Linked DNA regions of Homo sapiens: all the other regions are linked to region 3. The links are chromatin contacts, found by Hi-C or POLR2A ChIA-PET in ENCODE. All regions are on one chromosome and are shown on one strand. Each heading gives the region's core, a stretch centred on a gene start or an enhancer-like site at or near the end of the contact. The rest is flanking DNA. Distances are from core to core; before and after follow the strand shown. Region 1 holds the start of NUDT22 (nudix hydrolase 22). Region 2 holds the start of COX8A (cytochrome c oxidase subunit 8A). Region 3 holds the start of SNHG1 (small nucleolar RNA host gene 1). Region 4 holds the start of STIP1 (stress induced phosphoprotein 1). Region 5 holds the start of NAA40 (N-alpha-acetyltransferase 40, NatD catalytic subunit). Region 6 holds the start of FERMT3 (FERM domain containing kindlin 3). Region 7 holds the start of FADS1 (fatty acid desaturase 1).

Evidence for each region. Hi-C counts contacts between places; a loop is a spot of excess contacts on that map. ChIA-PET counts read pairs that join two places held with the same protein, here RNA polymerase II (POLR2A). Pooled maps may share reads with other maps.
Region 1: a pooled map shows a loop between it and region 3 (5-fold over the local background). The contact joins the promoter of NUDT22 here to the promoter of SNHG1 in region 3. A Hi-C loop is called at or near these places in 2 of 50 pooled maps. POLR2A ChIA-PET finds 5 or more read pairs at or near these places in 7 of 52 experiments (GM10248, GM12878, H1 and 4 more).
Region 2: a pooled map shows a loop between it and region 3 (5-fold over the local background). The contact joins the promoter of COX8A here to the promoter of SNHG1 in region 3. A Hi-C loop is called at or near these places in 3 of 50 pooled maps. POLR2A ChIA-PET finds 5 or more read pairs at or near these places in 4 of 52 experiments (GM10248, MCF 10A, activated CD4-positive, alpha-beta T cell and 1 more).
Region 4: a pooled map shows a loop between it and region 3 (8-fold over the local background). The contact joins the promoter of STIP1 here to the promoter of SNHG1 in region 3. A Hi-C loop is called at or near these places in 7 of 50 pooled maps. POLR2A ChIA-PET finds 5 or more read pairs at or near these places in 8 of 52 experiments (CD4-positive, alpha-beta T cell, HEK293, K562 and 4 more).
Region 5: a loop to region 3 is called in a pooled map, with 6 times the contacts of the local background. The contact joins the promoter of NAA40 here to the promoter of SNHG1 in region 3. A Hi-C loop is called at or near these places in 2 of 50 pooled maps. POLR2A ChIA-PET finds 5 or more read pairs at or near these places in 2 of 52 experiments (A549 and OCI-LY7).
Region 6: a pooled map shows a loop between it and region 3 (4-fold over the local background). The contact joins the promoter of FERMT3 here to the promoter of SNHG1 in region 3. A Hi-C loop is called at or near these places in 1 of 50 pooled maps. POLR2A ChIA-PET finds 5 or more read pairs at or near these places in 8 of 52 experiments (CD4-positive, alpha-beta memory T cell, GM10248, H1 and 5 more).
Region 7: a loop to region 3 is called in a pooled map, with 7 times the contacts of the local background. The contact joins the promoter of FADS1 here to the promoter of SNHG1 in region 3. A Hi-C loop is called at or near these places in 2 of 37 single-sample maps with no recorded cell type and 7 of 50 pooled maps. POLR2A ChIA-PET finds 5 or more read pairs at or near these places in 5 of 52 experiments (A673, K562, PC-3 and 2 more).

The regions. Positions count from the first base shown.
Region 1 is chr11:64,225,024-64,227,723 of GRCh38, forward strand. It overlaps NUDT22 (nudix hydrolase 22), which reads left to right and starts at 1,251. Exons shown (of 6, transcript NM_032344.4): 1 at 1,251-1,404; 2 at 1,612-2,109; 3 at 2,545-2,643. The coding sequence starts at 1,630. It overlaps TRPT1 (tRNA phosphotransferase 1), which reads right to left and starts at 1,163. Exons shown (of 8, transcript NM_001033678.4): 1 at 1,027-1,163; 2 at 763-846; 3 at 476-557. The coding sequence starts at 837. RefSeq lists enhancers at 69-791, 1,392-1,911, 1,912-2,429 and a silencer at 957-1,366.
Region 2 is chr11:63,973,179-63,975,878 of GRCh38, forward strand. It overlaps COX8A (cytochrome c oxidase subunit 8A), which reads left to right and starts at 1,442. Exons shown (of 2, transcript NM_004074.3): 1 at 1,442-1,616. The coding sequence starts at 1,503. RefSeq lists an enhancer at 1,356-1,795.
Region 3 is chr11:62,854,587-62,857,329 of GRCh38, forward strand. SNHG1 (small nucleolar RNA host gene 1) reads right to left here and starts at 1,299. Exons shown (of 9, transcript NR_152585.1): 1 at 838-1,299; 2 at 547-630. It overlaps SNORD28 (small nucleolar RNA, C/D box 28), which reads right to left and starts at 109; the gene lies at 35-109. It overlaps SNORD27 (small nucleolar RNA, C/D box 27), which reads right to left and starts at 497; the gene lies at 426-497. It overlaps SNORD26 (small nucleolar RNA, C/D box 26), which reads right to left and starts at 780; the gene lies at 706-780. It also overlaps SNORD25 and a transcript of SLC3A2 not described here. RefSeq lists enhancers at 1-405, 1,043-1,122, 1,233-1,412, 1,381-2,354, 2,355-2,743 and a silencer at 1,473-1,532.
Region 4 is chr11:64,184,715-64,187,618 of GRCh38, forward strand. STIP1 (stress induced phosphoprotein 1) reads left to right here and starts at 1,457. Exons shown (of 14, transcript NM_006819.3): 1 at 1,457-1,556. The coding sequence starts at 1,548. LOC124902686 (a long non-coding RNA gene) reads right to left here and starts at 967. Exons shown (of 2, transcript XR_007062712.1): 1 at 1-967. RefSeq lists an enhancer at 580-649 and silencers at 770-909, 1,610-1,669.
Region 5 is chr11:63,937,510-63,940,281 of GRCh38, forward strand. NAA40 (N-alpha-acetyltransferase 40, NatD catalytic subunit) reads left to right here and starts at 1,493. Exons shown (of 8, transcript NM_024771.4): 1 at 1,493-1,593. The coding sequence starts at 1,588. RefSeq lists enhancers at 496-996, 1,235-1,374 and silencers at 1,095-1,144, 1,405-1,484, 1,414-1,599.
Region 6 is chr11:64,205,406-64,208,108 of GRCh38, forward strand. FERMT3 (FERM domain containing kindlin 3) reads left to right here and starts at 1,316. Exons shown (of 15, transcript NM_031471.6): 1 at 1,316-1,409; 2 at 1,946-2,119. The coding sequence starts at 1,960. RefSeq lists enhancers at 1-487, 325-584, 488-1,050, 1,485-1,564, 1,885-1,964.
Region 7 is chr11:61,815,751-61,818,450 of GRCh38, forward strand. It overlaps FADS1 (fatty acid desaturase 1), which reads right to left and starts at 1,253. Exons shown (of 12, transcript NM_013402.7): 1 at 805-1,253. The coding sequence starts at 1,179. It overlaps LOC124902680 (a long non-coding RNA gene), which reads left to right and starts at 2,270. Exons shown (of 2, transcript XR_007062696.1): 1 at 2,270-2,700. It also overlaps a transcript of FADS2 not described here. RefSeq lists an enhancer at 1-454 and silencers at 975-1,174, 1,515-1,614.

The sequences.
Region 1 (2,700 bases), core at 1-2,500, 1.4 Mb after region 3:
TTAACAGGGAGCCACAGGCAACCGAAACAAAGTCTGGGCTTGGAGATCGCTTGGGCATCCTCTGTGGGACCTTTAGAAAGTCTCCCCTTTCTGGGCCGCAGTTTTTTCAACTTACATAAAAAGAGGATCTGCCTCACGGAGGGGCAGGGAGGTGAGTGCCCAGCATAGCGCTGGCCCGGAGTGCACACTCACACCACCAGCTGCACCGTATCCTCCAGGGCTCGCCCTCGGGGTAAGTGCTGATCTGGCTGCTTGGCTGGAGGGGGCGGTCACCAGGCCTGGCCCAGACAAGAACTCTCCTCAGTCTGCTGTGGACATGACAGGGGCTCTAGGCCTTGCTCTCCTCTGTGCATGGGGAGGAAGTGCACTCTGTGCCTTCCTCAGGGAGCGGTGGAGGCAGCCATCAGGGAGGAGTCGCAGACAGGCTCACGTTTCTCTCTGGGCTCAAGCCCCAGCCTCCAAGGCCCCTACTTACCAGCTCCCATGGGAAGCCCCAGCTTCAAGGCCCCATGGCGCAGGGCATAGGACAGAGCCTTGGACAGCTGCACGTCTCGGTCCTGAAAGAACCCAGCGGTGGCCCCTAGTCTCCATGGTGACCCTGCCCTACTGCCCATCCTGAACCCTCAATGACCCACTGCAGAGAGAGCCCAGAGAGAAAGGAGTGCCAGTGGTCTCCAGGAATAGTAGGACCCTTCAGCTCCGCCCCCCAGCAACTCCCAGGGAGCCTGGACTGGTGGGAGGGGGTGGGGAGGAGGCGCGCACCTGTTCTCGGGGTCTGGGAGCCCTTCTACCCCTGGACCCTGCTGCTTCCTGCCTCCCTCCTCCAGAGAAGTTCATGGTTAAGACCTGTGGGGGGCAGTGACGAGGGGGGACTGCTTTAAGGCCCCTTCCACGTCCCCATCCCTCCCAGAAAGTCACAAAGCCTCAGGAAGTGAGCGCTGGGTGGGAGTATACGGCTCATTAAGTTCACCACCCCCAAGTCCCTGCTGCAGAGAGGGAAACTAAGGCCCAGCAGGCCAGACTTGCCCAAGGTCACACGGTCAGCCAGGAGCGCAGGGAGGCCGAGCCCCGCACCCCAGATCGCTGGTGCGCCCCGCAGGGTGGTCCGGGAGGCAGGGCCGACGTGCCGACGGACCGGGCGGAAGCGTCGGGGCGGCGGGGACAAACCTCCAGGATCCTCGACCGCGGCGGACCCGCCAATGAAAAGCCGCGTGGAAAGGGGGCGGGCACTTCCGCTTCGGGGAAGGGGCGGAGCCTGAGGGACCCGGCGGCTGGTGAGCGCCCGCTGGAGGCTGGAGCTTCCGGGCCCTGGAAAGGGGTCCCCGCGCGCCCCGGGTCGGAGGCAGACCCCTGGGTTTGGGGGACATGGGCATTTGGGGCGCCTGAACCCAAGACCTCTGGATGGTAGGGATGCCCGGGCGTCCTGGATACCCTGCGGGACTCGGGGCTCCTGCGGGGAAGATGGCACGTTTTACTGCCCAAGGAGTGGTCAGGGGGGTGGAGAAGCGCTGCGGATACCCTCAGGAGGTCTGCGACAGAGGGGGCTAGCTGCGCAGCCCAGGAGTGGTAGTGGCCCCCCTGGATGACAGGCCTGGCCGTATCCTCCCCCAGAGCTGCCCCGTTCAGACCATGGATCCTGAGGTGACCTTGCTGCTGCAGTGCCCTGGCGGGGGCCTGCCCCAGGAGCAGATACAGGCCGAGCTGAGCCCCGCCCATGACCGTCGCCCACTGCCAGGTGGGGACGAGGCCATCACTGCCATCTGGGAGACCCGGCTAAAGGCCCAACCCTGGCTCTTCGACGCCCCCAAGTTCCGCCTGCACTCAGCCACCCTGGCGCCTATTGGCTCTCGGGGGCCACAGCTGCTCCTGCGCCTGGGCCTTACTTCCTACCGAGACTTCCTGGGCACCAACTGGTCCAGCTCAGCTGCCTGGCTGCGACAGCAGGGTGCCACCGACTGGGGTGACACGCAGGCCTATCTGGCGGACCCACTGGGGGTGGGCGCTGCACTAGCCACAGCCGATGACTTCCTTGTCTTCCTGCGCCGCTCCCGGCAGGTGGCTGAGGCCCCTGGGCTGGTGGACGTACCTGGTGGGCACCCTGAGCCTCAGGTGAGATTCCAGGCTGGGCACAAAGACCCAGACAGCTCAAGGGAGCTGCAGCTCTCCACCCTCCCAATCCTCCCAGCTTTGGTTTCCTCATTCCTTAAAGGGAAAATTGGCCTGGTATTTCTCTGGAAGTTTGCTCAGGGCAGTCCACCTGCCTCCCCACTGACCCCTGCCCCAGTCCTGTGAGAAACTAGAAAACACGGGAGGAAAGATTGGGCACAGGAAGAAGATGCCCTACTCCACCCCTGCCCCCTGTGTATCTCCTTTGAAGCTGGACCTCTGGTTGTCTGTCAGGGAAAGGACACCAGACTCAGGATCACTAACTCTCTTACACTGTGCCACATCAGACCCTCAAGGCCAGCAGGTATAGGCTTGCTGGTCCTGAGATGGGGCAGGGGGAAGAGGTGGGGAGCAGGGGCTGAGCCTGACCTCTCACAGGCCCTGTGCCCTGGTGGCAGCCCCCAGCACCAGGACCTCGCTGGGCAGCTGGTGGTACATGAACTCTTTTCCAGTGTCCTTCAGGAGATCTGTGATGAGGTGAGTGAGGTTGACCTGGACAGGGTGGTAGACATGAAGGGAGGGGGTAGGACTTGC
Region 2 (2,700 bases), core at 192-2,691, 1.1 Mb after region 3:
CTAGGAAGCAATGGGGAGCCACTGAAAGTATATGACTTGGTCAGATTTAGGTTTAAAAAACCAAGAAGGAAGGGATGGGGGAGGGAGAGAGAGTGATAGGGTAGGAAGGAAGGGAAGTTGGCTGCTCCAGCATGGTAACTGGAATTGAAGAGTGTAATAGTAATTGAGGGAGGTTTGGTTACTAGGTCAGTGTCAGGAATTCTCAACAAAAACGACGGAGGCCTGGTGGAGAGGAGGGGACTCTCAATAGAGAGATTTTTTTTTTTTTTTTTTTTTGAGACGGAGTCTTGCTGTGTCGCCCAGGCTGGAGTGCAGTGGCGTGATCTCAGCTCACTGCAACCTCTGCCTACCGGGTTCAAGCAGTTCTCCTGCCTCAGCCTCCCTAGTAGCTGAGATTACAGGCATCTACCACCATGCCTGGCTATTTTTTGTATTCTTAGTCGAGATGGAGTCTCACCATGTTGGCCAGGCTGCTTTCGAACTTTTTTTATTGTTGTTTTTTATTTTTGAGATGGAGTTTCGCTCTTGTGGCCCAGTCTGGACTGCAATGGCTCAATCTCGGCTCACTGCAACTTCCGTCTCCTGGGTTCAGCAATTCTCCTGACTCAGCCTCCCGAGTAGCTGGAATTACAGGCGCCCACCACCATGCCCAGCTAATTTTTGTATTTTTAGTAGAGACGGGGTTTCACCATGTTGGCCAGTCTGGTCTCGAACTGTTGACCTCAGGTGATCCACCCGCCTCGGCCTCCCAAAATGTTGGGATTACAAGCGTGAGCCACTGCGCCCGGCCAATTTTTGTATTTTTCGTAGAGATGGGGTTTCACCATGCTGGCAAGACTGGTCTCAAACTCCTGACCTCAGATGATCTACCGGCCCCGGCCTCCCAAAGTGTTGGGATTACATGCGTGAGCCACTGCGCCCGGCCAATTTTTGTATTTTTCGTAGAGATGGGGTTTCACCATGCTGGCAAGACTGGTGTCAAACTCCTGACCTCAGATGATCTACCCGCCCCGGCCTCCCAAAGTGCTGGGATTAGAGGCGTGAGCCAACGCGCCCAGCCCGTACTTTTTTTTTTTTAGTACAGACGGCCTCCCAAAAGTTCTGAGATTACGGGCGTGAGCCACCACGCCCAGCCTGAATAGAGAGAGATTTAACAGTATGAATGAAGGGAGGAGTCAAGAACAGTTTAGGCTTCTCGCGTACATGATTGGGTGGCCCCAGATGTCATTCACAAGTATAAGCCTTGGAGGCGGAACATAACTCGAAGAAGAGCCCTTTTGTGCTCCGCCCATAGCGTAGGAAGGTGTCAATTGGCTGTTTCGAGGAACGCGCCAAAAACTGCCAAGGGCTGTGGGAGGTGTGTTCTTGCGTCATTTCCGAGAGACTTCCGCGCCGCAGTTTCCCTGCTTCCCCAGCTCCAGAACTTCCGGCCAGCGCAGCCATTTTGGCTTCCTGACCTTGGGCTACGGCTGACCGTTTTTTGTGGTGTACTCCGTGCCATCATGTCCGTCCTGACGCCGCTGCTGCTGCGGGGCTTGACAGGCTCGGCCCGGCGGCTCCCAGTGCCGCGCGCCAAGATCCATTCGTTGCCGCCGGAGGGGAAGCTTGGGATCATGGTGAGGAACGGGCCTGGAAGAGCGCGGGAGGCGCCGTGGGCTGACCCCTTCTGCCTAGCTGACCTCAGGTGGTCCTGAGAATGCCTCGCGCCCCGCAGCGTAGCGGGGAGCAGCAGTGCCGGTTTGGGCATGTCTGGAGGGCGCGAACGACGGGGACAGTGCCCGGGCGACAGTCGGGGCTGTCGGCGTTAGGTCTTTCCCCACAGCCCCAGGATCTCGGGTCTGGTCCTGTCAGGCCCTCCCTCTCCTGTCGCCTCCTCGCTGCGCCGCCTCCTGCCGACTTCTTTAGCCGCTCTGAGCCCATTTTCTCGTTGGTTCACTGGGGGATGCCTGACGCTGTCAGCGACGAAAATGGTTGTTACTGCTATTTATTTTATTTTATTTTATTTTACTTATTTATTTTGAGACGGGTTCTCGCTCTGTCGCCAGGCTGGAGTGCAGTGGCGCGATCTCGGCTCACTGCAGCCTCCGACTCCCGGGTTCAAGCGATTCTCCTGCCTCAGCCTCCCGAATAGCTGGGACTACAGGCGCGTGCCACCATGCCCAACTAAATTTTGTATTTTTAGTAGAGACGGGGTTTCACCATGTTGGCCAGGATGGTCTCGATCTCTTGACCTCGTGATCCGCCTGCCTCAACCTCCCAAAGTGCTGGGATTACAGGCGTGAGCCACTGCGCCCGGCCTGGGAGGGGGTTTTCAGGCAAGGAAGGATAGGTATCGTTTTGGAGTTACTGGCCCATGCAAGGATCCTGGGTCTTAACATACAGGCTTTGCTTTTTTTGTTTGTTGTTTGTTTTTTTGAGACGGAGTCTTGCTCTGTCACCCAGGCTGGAGTGCAGTGGTGCGATCTCGGCTTACTGCAACCTCCGCCTCCCAGGTTTAAGCCAAGCCATTCTCCTGCCTCAGTCTCCCGAGTAGCTGGGATCACAGGCGCCCGCCACCACTCCCGGCTAATTTTTTGTATTTTTAGTAGAGACGGGGTTTCACCATGTTGGTCAGGCTGGTCTCTAACTCCTGACCTTGTGATCCGCCCGCCTTGGCCTCCCAAATTGCTGGGATTACAGGTGTGAGCCACCATGCCCGGC
Region 3 (2,743 bases), core at 49-2,548:
TAGGATGGAATGAAGCTTATTCATAAACAACAACTGCCATCAGAACTCTAACATGCTATTAACTTTTGTACCTCACAGAACATCAGCTTATCAATTCAAATCATCTGACAGTAACGTGATCGATATATGGATGAGGGTAACAGCACACCCTTACAAGAACTGTAGTACCGGGTTGCGATCTCCCTCCCCAGAAAATCATTTCAAGAGGAACAAGATGGAAGGCGCCAAAAAACATTGTTCCGCCGGCCACTTGTTTTCTTGAACATTTACAAAGATGACATACACCAATTTGGATAATTACCTGTATTCACCCTGGGAGGCAGCTGAATTCCCCAGGATAGATTATGAGATGCTGTAGACAACAGAGGAAAGCATTTTATGTACCTAAAAATAGTCATTCAAAGACCCCTTAAGACCTCTCTCTCACTTCTCAGTAGTAAGATGACATCACTTGAAAGTTCAGCCATATGCTTGTCATTTTGTGTTCATCATGGAGTGGTTATCTACAAGGTCTCCTCTGTAAGAGCATAAACCATGTACACCTACCTGGAACATTACTGTAACGCTGGCTTTGCATAAAGATGGGTCTTGTCCCATTCCTTCACCAGTAAGCTCTTGTGGGCTGAACATCTGAAAAAATAACACCCTTCACTAACACCTCAGACAAATCAATAGGGCCCTGACATTTGTTGCGTACAGTACAGTGCTACTCAGAATTTTCTGTTTTCTCCACTAATCCATCAGAAAGAGAGAGTTCAGTTCGTAAAATCATCCCCGTAGCAACTTCCACACACTCAACGAAAGAGCAGAGATTAAGAAATGGCCGTAAGAACTTACTGCAACAACAGAGCTCTCTTCGGTTCCAACGTGCGCGTAAATCCTGCAGACAGGAGCCCAATAAGACATTAGGTCAACTCAGGGCATTTCGAAAACGCTATTTTCTGAACAGACGGCTAAGCAAGAGGCTTGCAGGGCCCATCTCCTCAGAGTTATTTATCCTCACGGAGCTCAGTACAGGTCTGTGAAAAGGTCCTCATCATAGGAAGGGGGACCTACACGGCCCGCCATCGCCATTTTGTCCTTCACAAAGCCCCACTGCTACTTTTAAGCCTCGAGGCCACGCACAAGACCTTATCCGCCAGTCGCCCTGGCCAGGCAGCTACAACACAGAAGGCATAGTGCGTGCTATGCTATGTTCGCACAATCGCTCAAAAGAAAATAAAAGAAAAAGACAAAGTACAAAAGAGTAACAGCTATAAAGACCACGAAGCCACTTACCACGAGCAGTAGAAAAATGAGAACGAATCTCCCCGGGGAGACGATTAAATACCATGCCGCAGAGGCCCACGGGATTTGGGGGCGGGGCTACGGCGAGCGCACGCGCATACGTTGACCGCATGCGACCCCGGGGAGTTGTGGGTAGAGAGTTCCAGGGAAGGAGGGCGTAGACAAAGCGCCACCTGAACTTGCGGCGCGAAAAAGGCGCGCATGCGTCCTACGGGAGCGTGCTGGCTCACCGACCGCATTGCGGCTTGGTTTTCTCACCCAGTGCATGTGGCAGGAGCGGTGAGATCACTGCCTCACGGCGATCCTGGACTGACGGTCACGACTGCCTACCCTCTAACCCTGTTCTGAGCTGCCCCTTGCCCACACACCCCAAACCTGTGTGCAGGATCCGCCTCCATGGAGCTACAGCCTCCTGAAGCCTCGATCGCCGTCGTGTCGATTCCGCGCCAGTTGCCTGGCTCACATTCGGAGGCTGGTGTCCAGGGTCTCAGCGCGGGGGACGACTCAGGTACTGGATCCCGGGCTAAGCTCGGGAGGAGGTCCCCTTTGGTGGGGCCATTTCGGGAAAGTATGTCAGGACGTAAGTGCTTCACTGAAGACAGGATCTGATTTTTTCCTAACTGGTTCCCTATGTCCTGCCTTCTGGTGCGTTTTCTTTAGATCTTGGACTACTACGGGCCAACATTAGCTAACATTTATGGAGCACCGTTTTAAGCACACTATATGAATCGATTAATCCACCAAAATCCCAAGAGCTAGGTAGGATGACAACCCCCATTTTATTGATGGGGAACCCTAAAGAGCTCCGGCGGTGCTGCCTGCTGCAACTCCTGCCTGATCAATATGGTTGCAGTCAGCTATAGACTGTTTTACTGAGACCGGACAACATTAGTTCAGTCGTTTGTGGTAAACATCTACGTGTACAAGCACACTTTATAAACATTTTTTTCTTTCTTTTTTTTTTTTTTTGAGACGGAGTTTCGCTCTTGTTGCCCAGGCTGGAATGCAATGGCCCGATCTCAGCTCACTGCATTCCACCTCCCGGGTTCAAGCAATTCTCCTGCCTCAGCCTCCTGAGTAGCTGGGATTACAGGCATGCGCCACTGTGACCGGCTAATTTTGTATTTTTAGTAGAGACAGGGTTTCTCCATGTTGGTCAGGCCGGTCTTGAACTCCTGACCTCGGGTGATCCGCCTGCCTCGGCCTCCCAAAGTGCTGGGATTACAGGCGTGAGCCACCGCGCCCGGCCAAACATTTTTTTCTTTCAAGACGGAGGCTTGCTCTGTCGCCCAGGCTGGAGTGCAGTGGCGGGATGTCTGTTCACTGCAACCTCCGCTTCCCAGGTTCAAGCGATTCTCCTTCCTCAGCCTCCTGAGTAGCTGGGATTACAGGCTCCCGCCATCATCATGCCACACTAATTTTTGTGTTTTTCGGAGAGACGGGGTTTCATCATGTT
Region 4 (2,904 bases), core at 207-2,706, 1.3 Mb after region 3:
AAAAAAAAAAAAAAAAAAAAAGCAGGCGGTTAGATTGCACAGGCCCTGAACCCCATCCTAAAGCCTCCAGCACTTTCAAGTGAGGGATTACCAGGTTTGCGGATCTGCTGCAACTTGGCTGCAGTGTCCAAAATGGGTGGGGCAGGTGGAATTAAAGATGAGGCTGTGGAGACAAGCTACTGGCAGAGAGGACACACTTTAAACCCTGGGAAGATATCATTACCCAGAGAGGGGGAAGGATGAGGACACTGCAGAGCCCAACATCATCGCCAGACCCGAGTCATGCGGCTCCTTTGTTCCAGGAACCAAGGCTGACCCTAGAAGCAATAGCAGCATTTTCACTCCGCAGGTGCATCTCTTCCACGCTTTGGGGTGCCTGCCCTGCCTCCGACTTCTGGGGCTGGGATTTAAGGCCCTACCAGGGCACAGCTCGCCAGCTCACAGGCGGTCAACTACTGATTCAGTTCTTCGTCTCCTTCACTCCTTTACATCGGACTCACGAGGGCTGAGGGGCAGCTCCCTTTCGTTAAGTGCTTCCCGCGTGCTCAACACCGCACGAATTCCCCTCGGCCCTACAGGACCAAACGACCGGCGCGCTGAGAAAGGGTGTGCGGTTCCACTGAGGACGCCCAAGCGGGACAGCCGGGCCCGCCGCGGTGAGATCCCCGGCCTGTCCAGCCCAAGCCCAAGCGCCCTCGCGGTCACGTGGCATTTCCGGAACATTCAGAACCTAACAGCCAGGAGGCAGGAGGGCCGGGCCGAGGCCGGAGCGCTGGACAACGCGGGTAGCTGGCGCTCGAGGGACAGGCAGCTCCCACCGGCTAGGACCCCCATCCCGATGCGCGGGCGAAGGGCTGGGGCCCTGTGCCGCTGGCGATCCCGGGGACCGCCTGGAACTCGCGGCACTCGGGAGCGAGAGGGAAAGCAACCCAGAGGCCCCGCAGCCGCCGGCGACACAGCTACAGACCCCGACTGCAGCCGGTACTCCCATATATCAGGGGCGGGGCGAAACCCGGCCTTTTGAAGGGCAGCGATTTAAACCAATCAGCGCAAAGAGTTGGCAACCCTCCGCCCAATTGGAATCGCTCTCATTCTGAAGGCGGTTCCGACATGGAGTCCGGCAGCCCAATGGGAGAGGTGGAAATTTCCAGAACGATCAGAACCAATGGGCGCGGCCAGCGCGGCTACGATTGGCAGTGCAAAAGACCAATCCGTGTCGCAGAAGTTCGCTCCTCCCTCCATTCGTGGAGCCTGAGATGGGTGGGTTTATAGAGGAGCGCCCAATCCTGAGGTGCGGGGGAGGCAGGGTTGAGGGAATTACTCCCCGCTGTCCAATGAGAAGGAAGTGGAGATGATGGGCTGGACCTCAAGCCAATAGTAGAGCAGCACAGACATTCCCCCTAGAAGAACTCGACCAGTGAGCAGGCGAGGAAGGGGCGGGAGCCGGGGTCCCGGTAGCTTCTAGTAGGTTCCAGAAGGCGGCGCGTGCGGTTGGGAACGCGGAGCGGACGGATTCGATTCAACGGGGTTCCGGACCGCGCTGCGCTATGGAGCAGGTGAAGGGGGAGGGGCGGGCTGAGGCCCCGAGCCTGCTCGGGGACCGGCGGTGGCCAGGCCGCGGTAGGGGGGCGGGGCGGGCGCCGGATCCAGGAGACCGGAGCTCGGCGCTGGGGCCGGACGGGGCGGCGGCGGGGAGGTGAGGGCCGCGGGCGGCGGGCGGGAGCGGGATCTTTAGCGAGGCCGGCCGCGGGGAGCGCCCATCGCCCCCTGGTTGGGCGAGGAGGGCCCGGCGGAGGCCACAGCTTGGGTGAGTCCGGCCGGCGGCGGGAAGAGGGGTCGCGACCGGGCCCTGAAGGCGTCCCGAGGGGGCGGCTGCGGGCCATGTTGGGGAGGGTGCGGGCCGCAGGGGGCGGGGTGGAGGTGGGCCGGGGGCCGGGGTCCGCACCCGCGAGGTAGCCCTCCGGGAGATCTCAGACGGCCGACGGAGAAACCGCTCGGGACTTAGCCACGAGGAACTTGGACGGATCCAGGGAGCGGGGACGGGGATACACTGGGAGTAGCCGAGGATCTTAGCAGCCTGGGATGCAGTTGGGGCAAATGTTACTCTTCTACATCTGAGAAGGTCAGGGTGGGAGAGCGTTGAGCGGGGGTCTGAGGAGCGACAGACCGACTCTACCTGATGCGGGAAAGGGAAGGGTGCCGCAAAAGTCCTTGGGACGAATTCCATCTCTGACAGTGTTTTACAAATGTATTGCGGCCCCTCCCCCTCTTTTTGTATGCTTGTGTGTGTGATTGTCGAGTGACCGAGGACCAACACTTCCGAAAGGTGGGTCTGAAAGATGGGTTTCTGACGACCCGGGGGTGGTTGTAGACAATTTACAGAGATCAACCGCTGGAAGTTATGGGCCTCTACTGAGCATTTGAGGGGCCGAGTTTGAAGCGGTTGCTGCTTCCTTTCAGTGACTTGGTTATGTCCTCAGTAGCTTGCGGTTATGAAAGGCCTAGAGGTTTTGTTCGATTTGAAGCTGTCATTGAGCTGTAATGATTCATCGGAAGAAAAAGGACAAAACAACCTCCAAGAAACCTCTACCAACCTCCGAGAAATCATCCTCCCGCTCGGGAGTACTACTGTCTTCGCTCCGGGCCCATAACACTTGGGGGTGACAATTCTGAAACTATACCTGGTATCTGGTTCTTACTTCAGGGCCATAAAACTAAGATCGCCCACACTCTCCCCTTAAATAAGACATCTCGATGGACTAGTGACTACCATCCTTTTTTTGGTGTGAGCTACAGAGCTGAGCCTTTGGTCTCTTGTAGCAGTTGCTGCTTTAGGCAAAGCTCGAGCTTCCTTGCTGTATTAAAAAGAGTGGAAATGAAGTTAGTAAACTTTTTTGTGCCCAT
Region 5 (2,772 bases), core at 243-2,742, 1.1 Mb after region 3:
ATCATTTAACTAACTATGTATATTACCTATTTATTTCATCTATTATCGGTCTCCTCCTTCTAGGATACAAGGGTGGTGCCTATTCTGTTTCTTATTGTTGTTTTCCTTGCTGCTTGGAACAGTGCCTAGCATACAGTAGGCACTGGATAAATGTTGTTGAGGCCACCACTGTACTGAGCACTAAAGTTGGAATAATGAGGCTAAGCACAGTGGCTGACGCCTGTAATCCTAGCACTTTGGGAGGCCAAAGTGGGAGGATCGCTTGGGCCCAGGAGTTTGGGACCAGTCTGTGTAACACAGTGAGACCCCATCTCAACAAAAAATAAATAAAAATTGAGCTGCGTATGGTAGTGCACACCTGTAGTCCCAGCTACTCAGGAGGCTGAGGCGGGAGGATCGCTTGAGCCCAGGAGGTCGAGGCTGCAGTGAGCTGTGATTGCACCACTGCACTCCAGCCTGGGCGACCGCGAGACCCTGTCTCTTAAAAAAACAAAAAGATGGAATAATGAGCAAAACCTGAAAAAGTCCATGAAGCTTAAGTGTTGGGCAGCATTTCACTAATTTTCGTCTTGAAGCATTTCACTAATTTTCGCTCCCTACCTGGGGAGCACTAGGAAGTGAAGACTCTGGCTCCACCCCTGGAGATTCTGGGGGAGGTTGGCAGAGGTGTGCACACTGCGGAAGCGCCCCCGGCGGTTTGGATTCGGGTCACGTGCGGGTCACTCCGGTGTGCTGGGGATGGGTTGAAATTAAAACTTTCCGGGATGCCTGGTGTTCACGCTAACAGCACTGTCCACTCTCTCCTAAACAGTGCTTACGTGCCCGTCTCCCCTCTAAACCCTGAGGTGTGGCGCTGAGATGGCACCTCGCTCCTCTCTGTGCCCCCTGGGCTCAGCACCGCGTAGATGCGAGTTAATTTTTATTGAGAACGTGAATGAATGAGGGGGAATGAATGGTTAGAAGACGAATGAATGAGTAACAGGACTCTGGTTAGAAAAGGAATTTCAAGAGTCAAGATCTGGAAGGTGGGAAAGTTTCCAAAGACTTCCGCTACGCGCGCTAGGGCTCTGGAGGGGCAGGTACTTTAGAGGTCGAGACGCGATTGGCCGCCTGGGAAGGTGGCTGTGCCGCCGGCTGCTACGCGCGGGGCCAAGGAGTCGCTGGCCGCAGGGGAGGTGCTGCCAACCACCCGGCCCCCAGCGGCGCGCGACTCACGGCCTGGGTGAGCAGCCAGGCCTGGCGCCGCCGTTGCCATAGTTACAGACGCAGCCCTGCGAGGGGGCGGGCTCTGGCCGCACGTCATTCCCGGCGCGACGCTCCTCCGCGCTCCCGCCTCCTCCTGGTCGGAGACCCTCGGCCAGCCTAGCGGGCGCTCCACCTGCGCGCCGGCTCACCGCTGCCCTGCGCCGGTTCTGCGCCGGCGCGGTACGAGGGCGCGCGGTTGGGCGGGGGGGGGGGGGGAAGCTGCGAGGCGCATGCGCGTTGCAGGGCCGTCCGCTCTGCTGCCGCCGCTGTTGCAGCCACCGCCGTTGCCGCCTCCCTGCCGGCAAGTGTGTGAAGAAGAAGCTGAGCGTTGTCGCCGCCGCTATGGGGGTGAGTGAGGCAGAGAGAGGAGATGGGAGGTCCAGGGGCGCTCCTCGCTACCCTCGCCCCCTTTGTTCTTAAACCCCCCTCTCACGTGACCCCGACCCCCTCCAGCCTCACGTGACCCCTGACCCCCACATGACCCGACTCCCCCATTCTAAGGGTCCCTACGCTAGGCCTAGCCCGGGAATCCTCTGGAGAGCCCCTGGTCCGGGGCCCCACCCCCTCGGCGCCCCCAGCGTCACGCCCGCCCCTTCCTGCTTCGCGGACCCGTTACTGGCCTCCCCACCACCGTCCCCCGCGGGGACCCTGGGGTTAGCTTCCCGCTCCCCCAGGGTCACTCATCACCTGGCTGTCACCAGCTTCGTCGCTTTTCACATCCGAGGTCAACCCTGGCTTGGAGGGAATTGAGGCCCAGAGGAAAGAAGGCGCCTAGCCAAGGTCATATTGTCGGGGGCGTCAGACCCCACCTTGGGCCTCCCGAATCCCAGTCCACTGCCCTTCCCGTTACTCGAGTCTCAGCGAAGCCGGTTCCCCTACACTCTTTCGAAACCTCTCCACCAGGTTCCTGCTGCTCCTGATAAACACAGCCTTCCTTTCCCATAGACTCCTGCCTTCGACGCCTCCTGGTTGCAATGAAATGGTTCTTACGACCGCTTGGGTTGTTAGGGGTTTTGGTAGTGCAGGTGTTTTTTGCAAGGGGAGGGCTGTGCAGGTGTGCGGGGAAGATGCGGGGAGGCGGGGGCGGCGGCCCAGCCGCGGATGGATATTGACCACTTGTTCCGTGCCGGCAGCCTGGAGGTGCATTTTAGTTTACTTTCCCGGGATATAGGGTAGGGCAGAAGTTATTTGCAAGTTTCTGTGCGTTCACCTTACTAAGTCTCAATTACAGCAGTATCAGTCACCCTCCTAAAAAGATAACGCTTTTCCTAGTATTGGCTGTATTCTTTTTTTTTTTTTTTTTTTTTTTTTTTGATATGGAGTTTTGCTCTTGTCGCCGAAGCTGGAGTGCAATGGCGCGATCTCGGCTCACTGCATCCTCCTTCTTCTGGGTTCAAGCGGTTCTCCTGCCTCAGCCTCCCCAGCAGCTGGGATTACAGGCGCCCGCTACTATGCCCGGCTCATTTTTGTATTTTTAGTAGAGACAGGGTTTCACCACGTTGGCCAGGCTGGTCTCGAACTCCTGAC
Region 6 (2,703 bases), core at 66-2,565, 1.4 Mb after region 3:
TTGTTTGTTTGTATTTTTAGTAGAGACGGGGTTTCACCGTGTTAGCCAGGATGGTCTCAATCTCCTGACCTCGTGATCCACCCGCCTGGACTTCCCAAAGTGCTGGGGTTAACAGGCGTGAGCCACCGCGCCCGGCCTGGGTGATGGTTTTAATGCACGGCTCTTACCTGAGAACTTAGGGTGCTAAGCTTTAATTACACTTTTCCATGGTTGCAACAAGCTGCGTTTTCTAAAGCTCTCTTCCTGGACTGGGGAGGCCTTTGGGGCAGGAGTAAAACTTCCTCATTTGCTCCAAGAGTGCTGCTTTCTGGGCTAGGAAGGCGCTGAGACTAGCAGCTGGCTGGACTTCCTGCTGTTAGTTTCATCAGCTTTCTTTTCCCCTGGGAATCCCCGGCAGGCCGCCCCCTTCCCCATCTGAGTGGCGATGCTCAGGTAGCCTCCCCCATTGGCAGGACTCTGCCGCCCCCAGGCTTGCCCACCCTGCATGCTCCAACCCCAGTGTGTTCACTGGAAAGGCCGCTGTCCTGCGCAGAGCTGGTGGCGGACGTGCCTTGCTCTACTGAAGTCCACATCCTAGGGCAGGTGATGAGCAGGAGGGTATAGACCACCAGAGACCCCTGAGGTGTCACCTAAGCAGGGACTTGATGGGAGTGAGCCTCGTGGGGACTCGGGGAGGCTCATCCAAGTGGAGCACAGTGGAGGGGTCGTGTTTGGAGCTGGGTGACCTGAGGGCCCGGGAGGTTGTGGATGGTCTGGGCCAAGTACTGTTCACTTGTTCACCTGGCAGGTCTGAGTTCATGAGTTTGAAGGTAGCCCTACGCGGAGCTAGGAAAAACTGCAAAATGGACTTGTTTCCCTCTGGGGCCTTGAGGGATCCTTGGTTGATAGGGATAGCCAGGCTGGAGCCGATTTAACCTGTGAGTCCCAAATAACCTGGATACACTCTGTCGACTCCTGGGCTCTCCCTCCGGCAGCCCAGTGATGTTTCAAAGCCCAAGGTCCCCACCTCATGTGACAGGCTGAGGATGGCAGACACTTCCCACAAAAGTGGACCTAGCCCTGAACACACACAGCCGGGGGACTTGTTGAGTTTGCACTGAGCTTCCCTCCAAATGAGGAAGGGGGCGTTTTTATGGTGTTGAGTCGCTAAGCCCCGCTCTCCCTAGCTTCCTGTGCTCTCTGGGGACAAAGGTGGGGGGGCCCCTGGAACCCTCTGTGGGCTGGCAGTGTGCTTCCTGCACCCAGCGCCAGCCCGCCCTGGGGAGGGGCTGAACCCGCCCTGCTCGTGATAAGGCACAAGCAAGGGCTGCCCTGAAGGAAGCTCCAAAGAGAAAGGAGGGCAGGAAGCCCACGGCCCACAGGGGTGTAGCCCGAGACCCACCTGCAGCCCCCAGCCCTTGCCAGGAAAGGTAAGCTCAGGCCTCACTGGGACCCTGGGCCCTTCTCTTCCTTATCCTCCTGCAGCCTCTGCCCAGCCTGCCTCTCGCCATGCGGCAGCCTGAACTTTCCACCTCCCCGGAGAGGCTTTGGCTGGTTTGTGATGTTGGCATCTGAGCTGTGGGCCAGGATCGGAACTACTTCCTGGCCTGGGTACGAAGCCATGGCCAGAGTGGGCAGCTGCCCCTGAGGGTCTGGGAGTGAGCTGTGGGCTGGCATTGAGCACGGTGGTCCTGAGTGAGCCCCTTCTTACCCGGCCTCAGTCTGCCCGCCTGTAGGATGGGAGCGGATTGGACTACATGGTCTCTGAGGGCCCTCGCGGCTCAAGCGCCAGCGCTGGAGAGAGAGTCTGAGGGTACCACGGGCGTGCTGGCCTGGGTGCTCACTCCCGCCCTCCTTCATGAGCGGCTTTCCTCTGGGTGTGTCCAGGGCATCACAGAGCTCTTCTGCCCAAACCCGGAGGCCTACCAGGGCCTGCCCACCTTGCCTCCTTCCACACTCTCTGTAGCAGCAGCCGCAGCCATGGCGGGGATGAAGACAGCCTCCGGGGACTACATCGACTCGTCATGGGAGCTGCGGGTGTTTGTGGGAGAGGAGGACCCAGAGGCCGAGTCGGTCACCCTGCGGGTCACTGGGGAGTCGCACATCGGCGGGGTGCTCCTGAAGATTGTGGAGCAGATCAGTGAGTGTCCGCTGCCCGCTTGCTGAACTCGGCACCATGGGCGGCCGCCACGGGTGTCTCTGGGCACTTCCGGGCCATCCCTGCTGCTCAGCTCCCGATAATGGTGTCACGGTGACTCAGGCATTAGCTTAATCATTTGGTTCCAAAAAAGACATTTCCCCAACTTCCTCTCCCTCCCACCCTCTTCCCTCCCTCCCTTCTGCTGCAGCTGGTCTGCTAAGGATCAGACGCAGCCACAATCCTCCATTCAGCCACCAATAGGGGCAGAAGGAGTGGTCTTGTCTGGGCCGAGGCTGAAGTCACATTGCTGAGGTCTGAGGGGGTCTAGGTGACCCAGGGGCCTGCCCCCACGCTCCCTCCCCTTGGCGGAAGCTTTGAGCAGGTTGGTGACAGGCCCAGCCTGGGTGGGAAGGCCCTGCCCCCACAGGAAGTTACAGCAGAGCAGCTGTGGTATCAGTCATGGAGGACCACGGGGCTAGTGACACGGGGGCTCCTCATCTTCCTTCCCTGCCGGGGGTGGGGGCTACCCCTTCCTGAGAGAGCAGCAGGAAGACCCCGATAGGCAGAGCCGGAAGACAGGCCCA
Region 7 (2,700 bases), core at 3-2,502, 1.0 Mb before region 3:
AGGGAAGAAGGGACAGGACCCCGCGAAGGGCCTACCGCCCCAGAGCGTAAACAGCGGTCCGCTCCGCGGAATAGCTGAAGACCTCGCTGGCCTGCGGCTCAGTGGCCTCCCCGGCGATTCGAGAACAGCTCTGGGGGTCCTCGCTAAGTGTATGCCATTCCCAATCCCTTATGTACGCCAGCGGCCGCTTGCCCTCCCCGGCCAGCGCTGTCCCTTCCGCGTCCTCCAGTCTTCACACGACGCAGGGGTCCCCAAGGCAGCGGTCTCCCCAAGCTTCCCGTTTCAGCCCCATCCTCGAGAATGGGCTCCTTTCCTGCTCCCTCTCCGCTCCTGCTGGCGAGTGGAGACCGGCACCTAGGTCCAGACGCGGCTGCGCTGCCTCTCCTAGCCATCGAGACAGGATGTGACTCCCTCCCCTGGCCACTGACCCCCTCCCTCCCCAGGCGGCCTGCATCCTTGCTCTCCTCCCTCCTAGCCTACCCAGCTCGGGGTTCTGTCCCCGCCCAGAGACCTGAGGCTCGGGGCTGCAGATGGAATGCACGGCAGGGAGGCGGGACCCTTTGTTTGTGTGTGCGTGTTGTTGGCCTCCATCCCCACTCCCCAGACTCCACTTCTCCAGGCCTCTCTCCCGCCTTTTCATCCCGCATCCGCAGGACACCCAATCACCGGGCAACAGGTATGATCAGGCGCCTCCGGGCTTTCCTCCGAATTAGTCGGTGTTTGGCTCGGAGTGCGTAACTCTGTCTCCCCTGCACTCAGCCTCCGGTCCCGCCCTCTCCTGTGCCCCCGCCTGGCTGCGCTCACCGTGGCATCCTGCCCGGCGTAGTGGCTGATGACCCGGGAGCCCCCTGGATGCCGGCGGGTGAACTCGCTGATGTTGTACACCTTACGGTCGATCACTAGCCACCGCTCCTCGCACCCTGAGCGCTGGGCCACCTCGTCCCAGGTGAAGTAGCGCGGGGTAGGTCCCTGAGCCGCGGTCTCGGCGGCCACCGGGTCGGGGGCCATAGCTGGCCTGGCGACGCCGCGCGCCGGGCCAGCAGGGGCTGTCAGGCGCGTGCTCGGGGTCCGCGGGCTCCAGGAGTGGATTTGCTGGCGCGCGCCCAGAGCCAGCCGCCTGCGCGCCGGGTTTTCAGCACCGCAGGGCAGACCGGCGGGCCTCGCAGCGCGCGTTCCCATTGGCCGAGCCTCGTGGCGCGGGGAGCGAGATCCCGTCCCCCGGTGGGTCTTGGGCAACTCACAGCTGGGCTGCCAACACGCGCCCCCTCGCGGGCTCCCTAAAGGCGTCGCCGCCGGATTCGACTTCCTGACGTCAGGCGGGCATCGCGGCGTTGGCTCCCAGGGGGCGCCGCGGTAGGAACAGCGGTTCTAGTGCAGGCCCTGGGTGCGGGGCCGCGCTGCAGGAGTGAATGGACTGAGGGGCCAGGGCTGCGGGGTGGCCGCAGGAAGGGTGGGCGGGGCCGGGGTTGAGGTTTTTCCGTGCACGAGGCTGCCCGGGCGGTCGCGGACATCATCTTTAGGCTGTGGATGCCTTGGCCGGGGTCTCCAGACGCTGACCCTCCAGGGTTGGAAACTACTGCCTGCTTGCCACGTCGTGCCGCCAATTGTGCTGCCCGAAGTAGCAGCCTGAGAGCCCTTGAAAGTTGCAGTTATCTTGTGAACAGCATATTTACGGTCTCTTGGGCTTGGTGGTGGTTGGGGGAGGGCTGTTAATGCTTTAATTTGTTCAATGAAACATTTAAAATGCCCCACAATTTTTATAACCCTGTTTGCCTCTTTTTGTTTTTATTTTTATTGTATTTTGGAAAAATTCACTGGGATCCTTGAGTGATGATCCTAGCGTCTCCTGACCCTTAGGTGTTTCACCTGAAAAGCCTGGGTCTTCAAGCTGAGGCATTTCTGTTCTAGCCTGGAGGCGCCTAGGAGCCCTGGGAGACTTTTTAAGCAGAGAGATTTGGCATTTAGATCTCTGGGTTTTAGAGGAGTGGGAACGCACCTAAAAGTGGGGTTGCCAGTTACAAAGCTGTTGCAGTCCTGAAGAGACCCAGAGTTTAGGTCCAAAATTTTATTTATTCAACAAACACTTTATAAAGCACTTACTGTGTGCCAGGCACTGTTCTTAGCGTTTTGCAAACCTTAACTCATTTAATTCTCCTAACAACCCTATGAGGTTGGAACAATTAACCTAATTTACAGTGAAGAAACTGAGCCCGGGGGAGGTTATTTTGTCACACAGCTTGTAAGTGGAGGGCTGAGATTTGACCCTGGCCTGTGCTCTGAACTCTCAGGCTCTGCCATATTTCTCATTACACTGGTATTTGGGCACTTCAAAGGGAAAGGAAACATAACTGTCCCAAGCACTGAGCTAGATTCTGAGCACGTAGGAGTCAGGAGAGGGTGATACAGAATAGACTAGGTGAAATATGGCTAGATTTCTGGTAGAAAAGGATTAATTCATTCCATCCAAATTCTTCATTTTATAGATAAGAAAATTGAGGTTCGAAATGGGGAAGGGGCTTACCAAGTTCCCATAGGGAAGTTTAGATGTCCTGACTTCCAGGTAAGATGCCAGGCTATTGGACCCTGCTCAGGAATGATGGTCCACACAGCTGCACCTCTGTACAGCCAATATTCCTTTTTTAAAAACCTTGCCCAACAACTTGGCAGTGTCTAATGCGAGCTACAAAACATTTTCTATTC